Linked DNA regions of Homo sapiens: region 1 is linked to region 2. A link is an interaction called in ENCODE POLR2A ChIA-PET data of the cell type or tissue named here. Cell type or tissue: CD4-positive, alpha-beta T cell. All regions are shown on one strand. Links, peaks and the distances in the headings refer to the core of each region. The heading gives the core; the rest is flanking DNA. Region 1 overlaps CD69 (CD69 molecule). Region 2 holds the start of LOC105369728 (a long non-coding RNA gene).

Region 1 (5,384 bases), core at 219-5,218, 100 kb after region 2:
GATGGGGGTGGGGAGAGACAGATTCCTTTATCAATTATACGTGTTAGAATGTCTTCCACTCTGTGACGACTTGTCATTCTGTCCATGATGTCTTTTGAAAACTAGAAATCTGTAATTTTAAGTTTATAATGTGCAGATTTTTGTTTGTTGGTTTCAAGTTATTGGTAAGTATATGTAAAATAAGGAGAAAATAATGTGAACTTCAGGTCTCAGAACCTAGAAATTTGGAAGCAAGTCAACTTATGGTAATGTAGTTCTTTAGCATAGACGAAACACTTTTACATGCATTATTTTAATTACATTTTAAATTTGGCATTACAAATATTGAGAAATATGAATGGGGTGCAGCATTATCAAAGGTTAAGTTTTACTTTTCTAGATTATGCCATTTCCTTTATAACTAGAAAAAATACAAAATGTAGTGTTGAGAGAGTGGTGACTGCCACATCTTTCCACAAAAGAAACCAAGAATCATCATCCACACACACACAAGCCACTTGAGTGTAAAAAATAACCAAGATATATTTTAAAAATTTATTGTAAATTGACAAATTATAATTGTATCTATTTGTGGGGTATAATGTAGTGTTATTTGTACACAATGTGGAATGATTCAGTCAAGCTAATTACCATATCAATCACCATCAAATACTTATAATTTTTCATTGTGAGAACATTTGAAATTTATTTGCTTCGCGATTTTGAAATGTGCAATATATTATTGTTAATTATAGCCAGCAAGAAATTATTTTTTAATGTCCTTTGACAATGACTTAACACAGAAGTGCAGTAATCTCATACAGTCACTAGATGGCACTGCAGCTTTTGCAACAGAGATCTTTAAGACAGGCAGGAGGGGTTCTTGAAATAAACTCATTTTTCGTATTTGTAATTGGTCACCAGACAGTAGAGTCATGCTTTAAATAATAAAACTATTCCCTTTAAGAATTATATATTTGTATCTATTTAAAGAAAACACTTTTTCTTAAGAATAAAATAATTTCATTATAGGAAAATTCAAAATTGGCCGGGCGCGGTGGCTCACGCGGGTAATCCCGGCACTTTGAGAGTCTGAAGCCGGCGGATCACTTGACGTCAGGCGTTCGAGACCAGCTTGGCCAACATGGTGAAACCCCGTCTCTACTAAAAATACAAAAATTAGCCGGGCGTGGTGGTGCGCGCCTGTAATCCCAGCTACCCGGGACGCTGAGGCAGGAGAATTGCTTGAACCCGGGAGGCAGAAGCTGCAGTGAGCGGAGATCGAGCCACAGCATTCCAGCCTGGGCGACAGAGTGAGACTCGGAAAAAAAAAAAAAAGGAAAAAAAGAAGAAAGAAAGAAAGAAAAAAGAGAAAAGAAAAAGAAAGGAAAGAAAGAAAGAGATCCAAAATTATAGAAAAACATAAAGAAAATAAATACTTCCTATATTCCTCCTCCTCAGGGAAAACCACTGTGTTTACTTTAGTAGTTTTACTTTCTGTCAGCATATAGAAATATAAAACATGTTTTGTATATTTAATATTGAACAGGAAATAATCCTATTGTATATATTATTTTAAACTAGCAGCAATAATAGTTTGAGTATTCTTTCATATACATAAATGTTCTTCATTATTTTTTAATGTTGGGATAGCATTTCATCATGTAGGAGCATTATATTTATTTAACTAAATCTTTGGTTTTGGACAATTAGGTAGCTTCTGATTTTTCACTACTAGAAATATCCCTTTGATAAACATTTTTGTGGTTATGTCTTGCACATCCAAGATTATTTCTTTAAAATCTCCCTCCCTCCCCAGTAAGTATTGTCAAGCTGCTTTCCAAAGGGTAAAGGAAACCAGTTTACACCATCACCAGCAGTCGTTCTGGTCATATATTTCCCAATATTTTTCCCTGAAAAATCATTTACATTTTAATTTCAGTTATAATACATTTTCATGTGCAAAATCTAATCAAATTATGAAAATTGACAGCAAGCTTAAAAATATCATTTCTATATTAGTATCATACAATTTTTAAGTAGTTGAATACTGACTATAGCACCTAACAGTTCAATGGCATTTTAGCCTTTTTAAAAAGTTTTATCCAATCCCTACAATTATGTGAAATGTGCAGCTGATGTATTCCCCTTTCCAGAGGAAGAAATTGAAATTATGTTGAAAAAGCAACGCAAAACACGGATAACTGATAGTTTTATTTTACACATATTTATGTAACTATCCAAGATGAATGTAGCCTACAGAGTTAAAATTTTGATAATTAGCTAAAGGTTTGAATACAGGAGTATATCTTTAATATGCTTCCATAGCACCCTACGTTTTTCCTATTATAACATTCATCACACCATGTCAATTCATCTTGTTGTTTGTTTTACAAATAGACCACGAATTCCACAAGGCCAGTTGCCATGCGGAATTTGCTGAGTATTTTAACTCTGGTGTCCACCATAGTAGTAGGTGCTTACTTATAACTTGTGAAATGAAATTTTTAAAAGGCTTTCCAAAAACAAATACAAATAAGATATATTACGTAGAAATAGACATGTCGTGTAGAAACGCGGCTTTATGCCAATACTGGAAGTTTGAAGACATAGTGTTTCTAGTTCTAATAATCATCATGAGTATTTAATACATGCCTATGGTGTACTAGGGAGCCAGATAATGTTTTAAGTTTGTTTTCATGTACTAACTAATTTAACATCTAACTAATTTTAGCTGAATTTTGAACGAGTTCTGATAAAATAGCTAGTCAGCCCGCGCGTGGCAGAGATGAAACTCGGGCGGTCTGGCCCCCGTGCTTTGGGTCTCAGCAGCTCCACGCTCCACATAGATGTTTTGTAGGATCCTTAAAACAGAAGTGCAGTAATCTCGTATAACCACTAGATGGCACTGCAACTTTTGTAACAGGGGACTTAGCCGGGGGCAGGAGGGGTTCTTGAGACAAACCCATTTTTTATATTTGTCATTGGTCACTTGCAAGTAGAGTCATACTTTAAATAATAACATTATTCCCTTTAAGAATTGTATATTTTTTATCTATTTAAAGAAAACAGTTGTCCTTATGAATAAAATGACTTCAAATTATGTGTAAAAAATAACTCTGTTATCCGTGTTTTGCGTCGCTTTTTCAACATAATTTCAACTTCTTCCTCTGGAAAGGGAAATACATCAGCTGCTCATTTCACATAATTATAGGGATTCAATAAAATTATTTGTAAAAATGATAAAATTCATTGAATTGTTAGGTGATACAGTCAGTATTCAATGACTTAAAAATTGTGTCATACTAATATAGAAATATTTTTAAGCTTGCTCTCAATTTTCATAATTTGATTAGATTTATGCACATAAAAATATGTTATAACTAAAATATTAATCGCAAGACATTGTTTTCTAAGATGACTCGGGAGTAGATTGTTGGTAATGATAGAATATTACCGCTAGGAGGCTGCTTGTTTCTTTTTTCCCACAGCTGTGGGAACTCAGGAGCACAGAGGTCATTATTTTTCACTAAGCAGTGTCTGAAATCCACATTTCTGTTTGCCGTTTGCCAATAGTTTAGAGATACCATACACATCATACATTTCCAACAAGCAGAGAAGAATATTGCAAATTACATTTATAAAACAATTTTGAAGGTAATCAAATGTATTAGGCTATTCTTGCATTGCTATAAAAATATCTGAGACTGGGTAATTTATAAAGAAAAAAGGCTTAATTGGCTTACGGTTCTGCAGTTTTTACAAGCATAATGCTGACACTGCTCAGCTTCCGCGGAAGCTTAGGGAGCTTTTATGTATGTTGGAAGGTGAAGTGGAGTGGGAGCAGGCATGTCACATGGAGAAAGCAGGAAAGAGAGAGAGAAAGAGAGAGAGAGAGAGAGAAAGTGCTGCACACTTTGAAAAGACCAGATCTCCTGAGAACTCACTCAGGTGCAAGGAGACCATCAAGAGGATGATGCTAAACCATTCATGAGAGATTCGCTCCCATGATGTAATCACCTCCCACCAGGCCCCACCTCCAACAAAGGGGATTACAATGCGACATGAGATTTGGGCAGGGACACACATCCAAACTACATCATTGAGTTTTTTGCTGATTGAAATATCCCATGAAGATTATGCCTCTTTTCTATATATTGAATTATTTTACATAAATAACTAAAGTGTATGTAGCACCTCAGAATTGAACAAGATACTTTCAGAGCATTGACTATGAGGAGTAATTATTACAGAGCATCTGCTATATACAGAAAAATGGATATGGATACATACACCCTTTAGCATATAAGCATATGAAAACAATTTGATATGTATAAGCTATTATAAAACTAAGGGTTTTACTCTACATGGGATTTTTTCCTAAGTTATAGTAACTGTTTTCTGCTTTCTCATATAGTATATACTTTTTAATGTATTTTGAAGGAATGAACTTTCTTGGAAACCATTGTGTTTATTCTACTTTTATTTCACATATATAAAAACAGCTTATAATTGTACTGAACACAAAATACAAACAAATACATTTTATTGCACATAAAAATATTTTAAATGAAGTATTGAAGTATTGCACGTAATAGAATTGATTTAGGAAAGTCACAAACCTATTATAAGACTAGTATTATTCTAGGTCTGAAGATTACAGAATATTTCCTAATAGAGATTTGCCACATCACATATTGCACATTTTCCAACACTATTCTATGTCTTGCAAATATTCCTCATAGTCTTTGCTTATGTCTTTTCTCTGTAAGACACTGTATAAAAGATTATAAAGGCAAAGAAATATGTACCATCGAAAAGGACCTGTCTACAGCTGAGGAAGTAAAAAAATAAATACATGATCATCCCATTCTTTTTGGGGAAAAATAACAAAGTAAATTGGCAAATTTCTCTAAAAAGAGAGAAATATTACAAATCTTAGTTTCATAAGCATTTGTCCATTTATAAATGCTCCCTGAGTTTAAGGGATTCAATTAGACTAAAAACCTATGTTACCAGCCATAATTCCTTTGTTTACATTCAGTATCTAGTACCAACATCTAACTCCTTCCAATAGTGCAAATGCATGAAGGGCTCTCACTGTTGGTAGTCATTCAGCAATAAATAGTAAGTCCACGCCTAGTTATTTCATTATTTCTGGATTCAAAATAATATAAAGTGCATCCAAAGGTTGCATAGTCATTCTTCTCATTCTTGGGCATGGTTATTGGTCAACCTGTGATGCTTCTAGCTCATGGCAATAAAAGCCCACAGTGCAGATTTTCCTGGAATTTCTTCCTTTTTTTCCATAGTTCTGTTTGGAAGAAAATTCCCAAGACACTATAAAATTTTTTTTCACAAAGTCTCTATGGAAGACTTCGGACCACAGAGCAGCATCCACTGAC
Region 2 (5,384 bases), core at 174-5,173:
GCAGAACATTTCCTTTCTTCTGAGGACAGGAGAATTCTGAATGCAATTCCAGAAATTAACAGTCTTGTGCTTATGTATTAACTTTTTTTCATATATAATAGACATGGGCTTACATTTCATTTACTGTGATGACACATTTAAGAAACCTAGTCAAATTTAAGGCCCTGCAATCAGATCCTTTTATGCCTGTCTTTTAGAGTTTGAAAAAATAAAGGAAGAAAAAAAAATTTAAACCACCGTGATGCACTGAAACTCACTCATTTTTCATAGACACTTTTCTTTATAAGGGTTATATTAGGATAGTTATGGCTATATAGTTTTATTATTTTTATTATCCGTATGCATACATAGCAAAATATTTGTTACACAAGCAATAAACTTAGATATTAACATCATATCTCCTTTTCCATACTTCCTCAGAGAGAGTCAAAAGGTGGAAGGACTATTAAGGCACTACTTCTGAAATGTGATCGAGGTTGTTTCATTATCATGTAAGAAAATTATAATCTTACTGTATCCTGTGGTGCAAAGTATGTGTGTGTGTATACATATATAATATATATATATACACATACATATATATGATATATATATATCAACAAATTATAAGTTAAATTGAAGGATGATTATAGCTTTCTATGTCATAGCTAAAAACAATCATAACTGACAAAAAGTCATCTGCTTTTTAAAAATAATTAATACATGTTATTTTAGAATAGTTTTAGGGTTGTGGAAAAATTGAGTGGCAAGTGTAGATTTCTGATTTATCACTTCTTCCTCCCTCACAATTTCCCTTATTATTAACATTGCCCATTAGTGTTGTACAATTTGTCTTGATGAACAAATATTGATACATTGTAAGTAAGTCCATCGTTTAGGGTTCCCTCTTTCTGTTGTACATTCTGTGGGTTTGACAAACATGTGAGATATATCTGCAGCAGCCTCGTTGTCTGGGGTAAATACCAAGATTCTTAGTCTCATGGCCAAGGAGATCGAGGTCTCGGACACACACACAGACAGAGTGAGTTTGGAGCAGGAGTTTAATAGGCAAAAGGAAAGAACAGGTCTCTGTTAGAGAGGGATCCTGAGAAGATTGCCAAGTTGTAGTTAAGAATGTCAGAGTTTTTATAAATGGGCTCTTGAGGAGGGGGCTCTTGAGGAGGGGCTTGTGAGGAGGGGATGTCTTATCTTTCTAGGGCCCCAGGGTTTAGTTGGGACCAGGTGTGCCATCTGTACAGAGCAGATTTTTTTATCATCTCTTAACCCACTCCGTGACCACACAGGCCAACTCTTAGTCTGTGTTTCTTTGTCCTGCTTATCTGGTAGGGAAAGTTTCTGTGTCTGTTCCCATACATCTTCTTGAAGCTGCAGGCATCTTGGTGCGCCTAAAGAGAAAGGAATGTGCTTATTAAGGCCCACTGTTTTACTGGGGCCCATCGTGTAAGTGTGAAGCTTGGTGATTACCCGGGAGACTCTCGGCTGTCCACCCCAGTCCTTCTGTGTCCCAGCTGTCTTTTCTGTGTTTTACTGTCTGCTCTTTCAGGCCTCTTGTTAGAAAAGTGATTTCTTTGAACTGCATGAGGTTAGCAAGGGAGCTATTTTTGAGCTGCTTTTTGTTAAAAGCAAAGTTTTCTACCGGGGACTGGCTTTACCCTGTCTACCCAAATAATTCGTTTCTGCCTCCTATAACATATCCACCATTACACATAGAATAGTTTCACTGCCTAAAAAGCTCCTGTGGCCCAGGGTGGGAATCGGCCCCGGGTGGAGGCCTCCATTGGGTTCCCCCTAATCCCGGGGACAAGGGCATCCTCTGGGTCCTTATCACAGGGTAAGGGGTCCACCAGACCCGGACAAGCGCTCCTAGCTGGAGGAGGGTCGCGTTCCTGCCGGATGTGGAAAGGAAGTCCAGGAATCCCCTTCCTGTCTTTCTGGTTTCTCTCTGGGCTTCCTGCTCGGGTCACAAGCGCCAGAAGCGCCGGCGGCTGCGGGGAAACGGTAGGCGGGGGATCCAGCCCCAAGCAAATCTCCCGCGGGCGCGTGGGAGGTGGGGCCAGTGCTGGGCGCAGCCGCGCCTCGCGCCTCCCGCCCCCCGGGGCTGCGGCGGGGACGCTTCTCTGGAGGGTGTGGCGGAAACTTGAGGCTTGGAGTCCGCGGGACCGGAAGGGGCTCCGTAGCTCGGGGCAGGGTGGGCGCGAGAGAGCCTAGAAGCCCATGTAGCCGCGAATCCCGCAGCCCCAGTACACCTCCCTCCGTGCCTCCCCGCCTTTTCTGCAGAGCTCCGCCCTGGAGTGAAGGAGGAGCCGTCACCTGGAGCTCCGAAAAAAGCAGAAGAAGGCGCTTTTTATTTAGCCAGTGTGACCCCGCCAGGGCCTTCTCGGTTGGGTGAGCACTCTCTCTGACCAGGCCATGAAAAGAAAAATCTGTGCGATGCCTCCCCACATGTCACGGGACTCTGACTTGCCTTTGTCGTCAGAGTTTGCAGAACTTTGGGGGACCTGAGAGGGGAGTGCCCCCTGGACGGGCCACGGCTGTCTGTGGCTTAAGGGCTTTTGGAAGGGCGGAGAGAGGGAAACGGCGTCCTAGTGGCCTGCTTCAGGGCCACCCACGGGCCCTCCCCCAACCTCTCTCTGATCCAACTTGTTTTTCCAGCCTAGTTGGAAACTTGTGGATGCTGTGACCTCAAGAAGACTTGGCATTTTATTTGGAAGATAGACATCTATTTGCAACTGTCCTGAGCCCCTATTTTCCTCCCACCTTTCTTGGGGAAACTTGTTTTTAAGGGATGCCACTGTTTTTGTAACATGTTGCTCCTAGCTCTTAGCATTCATGGTACTGTTGTAACCGTCCAGTGGGTTCACTTTGTCTGCTAGATAGAGCCGATTTATCAAGACGGGGATTACAATGGAGAAAGAGTAATTCACGCAGAGCCGGCTTTGCAGGTGATGGGAGTTTTATTATTACTCAAATCGGTCTTCTTAAATTTGTGTCCCGGAGCAGTACGTTCTAACATTTTTTAGATGTTACAAATGTAACTTTTGGCTAAGTTACATTCCTACTAAGTTATATTCTTACTAACTAAGCCAAATGTTATATTCTAAAGAATGTTTACAGAACCGAAACTAAATATTTGTTACCTGGTACAGTTGTGAAACTTGTTTTTTAAAATGCATCCTGTGATTTAAGTTTTTCAGATCCTGAAACTGAGTTAAAATTTGATCAGTAATAATGCTTTATTTCTCTGTTCTTCTGAGAGATAATTCCTAATGTTGTTTTTCCAACTAGAAGTCTGAAGAGTTATTGTGTTCAGTGTGTACCTTAAGAGTGGTATGAATTTGCGGGAGTCAGGACACACTGTAAGAAAGGTAGAAGAGAAATAAGTGAGCAAGAGAGAAGTGGAACAAGATGCATGTGGGAATATTGCTGCAGGACTTTTCCTTATTTCAGCTAAAAATGGGATTCTTTGTCCCACGGCCACGGAAATTCAGGCTCGCAGATGGTTTAAAGGGTGTGTGAAGCAGAGTTTTATTGGGTGAAAAAGGGAAAAAAAGGGGGAAACAGGTACTCTTGCAGGGCCAGAGTCCTTCCGCCGGAGCGCTTCCCACCTGACAGTTTGAATCCCAGGTTCTACAAATGAAAAACTGGGGCCAGGCTCAGGCTTCTCTCTGCTGCAAACCTTGTGAACTTCCCAAGGCTCCACCTCAGTGGGCAGGCTAATTGGAGTTTCTCCAGGGACCCCTTCCCACCTGGCTGTCTCAGTATTAGTAGGAGGGGCTAGAGATGTAAAAAAGAAGAAGAGAAAGCAGGCACATTTAGAAGATTATTAAGAGAGGCAAATGGGAGATTTGGGGGAAGTTTTAAGGGGAGAGTTACACATTACCCTAGTAGCAATGAAAAAGAATTACGGAAGTCTTAGTATTCTGAACCTTTAAGACAATTTTGCGTTAGTGTAGAACCAGAAAGAATAAAGGTTGATATTTTTATATGAGCCAAAATCCAAACGATATTTACTGCTTAAGATCATCCAATCTTACCCATCTTTCCCCCTGTCTAGAATTTAAGCTGAAGCTCCCTGTTATTCTTGTAGATGTATATTAAACGGACGAAAGTTGGCAGGGACTTTTAAAGTATTATAATTTATATTCAGTAAAATTCACTCTTTTGGTGTAGATTTCTATGGTAAACATATATACTCATGTTACTACCATAAAAGTCAAGATATAGAGCCATACCCACCCACTCGAAATTCCCTCATGTCCCTTTGTAGAATGTCTCTTCCTCTACCGCTAGCCCTTGGCAACCACTCATCTGTTTTCTGATCTTGCACTTTTGCTTTTCCAGAATGTCACATCGATGGAATCTTGCAGTAGGTAAATGTAGAATCTGACTTCATTCACTTAGCAATAATGCATTTTCAAGTCATCTGTATTATAGTATGTATCATTTGTCAAAGAAAAACAAGTCTGGACTTAGGGAGAAACTTTATTCAAAAGGACTGTTGCAATAGGAATAACACTGATTTCAAAAATATGTTAGGCCAGGTGCGGTGGCTTATGCCTATAATCCCAGCAATTTGGGAGGCTGAGGCGGGTGGATCACGAGGTCAGGAGATTGAGACCATCCTGGCTAACCTGCTGAAACCCCGTCTCTACTAAACAAAATACAAAAAATTAGCCGGGCATGGTGGTGGGCATCTGTGGTCCCAGCTACTCGGGAGGCTGAGGCAGGAGAATGGCATGAACCCGGGAGGTGGAAGCTTACAGTGGGCCGAGATCATGCTCCTGCACTCCAGCGTGGGCGACAGAGACTCTGTCTTAAAAAAAAAAAAAAAGTTAGTGGTGTGGGAGAGAGCAGGCAAAGTCTAGGCGTTTCAGCAGGAAATGGTGCAATGTGGTCTGTGGTCAGGTTAAGGCAGGATGTTTTTTGCAAGTCTGTGCTTTGAGGCATTTAGGCAAACTTGCGGGCAAACACGTGTAGGGCCTGTGGGGAGGAGAAAAACCTGACAAAAGTTTGGCCAGCTAACACACAGTAAGAAATTGACAATTGTGAATGTGTGATCGAGTTTTTTCTTTTATTAGGGCTGAGGAATAGTTGTTTACCTCTTCAGCAGCTGAAGCATATTTGAGTTGTTGCTAGTTTTTTGTGATAATGAATAAACCTGGTGTAAAATATTCCTTACAGGTTTTTGGGTAAACACAAGTTTTCACTTCCCTTGTTTAAATACCTAGGGATAGGATGGCTAGGGCATGTGGTGAATTTACATTTACCATAACAAACTGCTTAACTGTTTTCCAAAATGCCCATAACATTTTGCATTTCCAGTGATGATGCATGAAAATTCCAGTTGCATCCTGTCCATTCTCTCACTGCTATAAAGAAATAGC

Evidence for each region. ChIA-PET counts read pairs that join two places held together with the same protein. Peaks named below come from ENCODE experiments on the same cell type or tissue, not always from the same donor. Only the 100,000 strongest peaks of a DNase experiment are listed, where the experiment ranks them.
Region 1: POLR2A ChIA-PET joins it to region 2 with 14 read pairs; 12 of 35 experiments call an interaction of 5 or more read pairs at or near these places.

What each region holds. Positions count from the first base shown.
Region 1 is chr12:9,748,042-9,753,425 of GRCh38, forward strand. CD69 (CD69 molecule) reads right to left here. Exons shown (of 5, transcript NM_001781.2): 5 at 4,445-5,384. Among named protein-coding and RNA genes, the nearest start is that of CD69, 10 kb to the right of the region's middle. RefSeq lists an enhancer at 2,672-2,966 and a silencer at 3,427-3,506. In CD4-positive, alpha-beta T cell, for the core only: CTCF peaks have their summits at 841 (motif pointing right), 2,908 (motif pointing right), 3,110 and 3,419; DNase peaks (open chromatin) are centred at 830, 2,880, 3,470 and 3,980; H3K4me3 peaks cover 462 bases.
Region 2 is chr12:9,645,992-9,651,375 of GRCh38, forward strand. LOC105369728 (a long non-coding RNA gene) reads right to left here and starts at 1,997. Exons shown (of 2, transcript NR_157802.1): 1 at 1,850-1,997; 2 at 1,022-1,385. It also overlaps the pseudogene LOC374443. RefSeq lists enhancers at 1,711-1,780, 1,791-1,840, 2,521-2,590, 2,631-2,810, 4,710-4,889 and silencers at 1,951-2,250, 3,885-3,934. In CD4-positive, alpha-beta T cell, for the core only: no CTCF peak of the experiment used is centred there; DNase peaks (open chromatin) are centred at 2,150, 2,840 and 4,920; H3K4me3 peaks cover 3,899 bases; H3K27ac peaks cover 4,017 bases.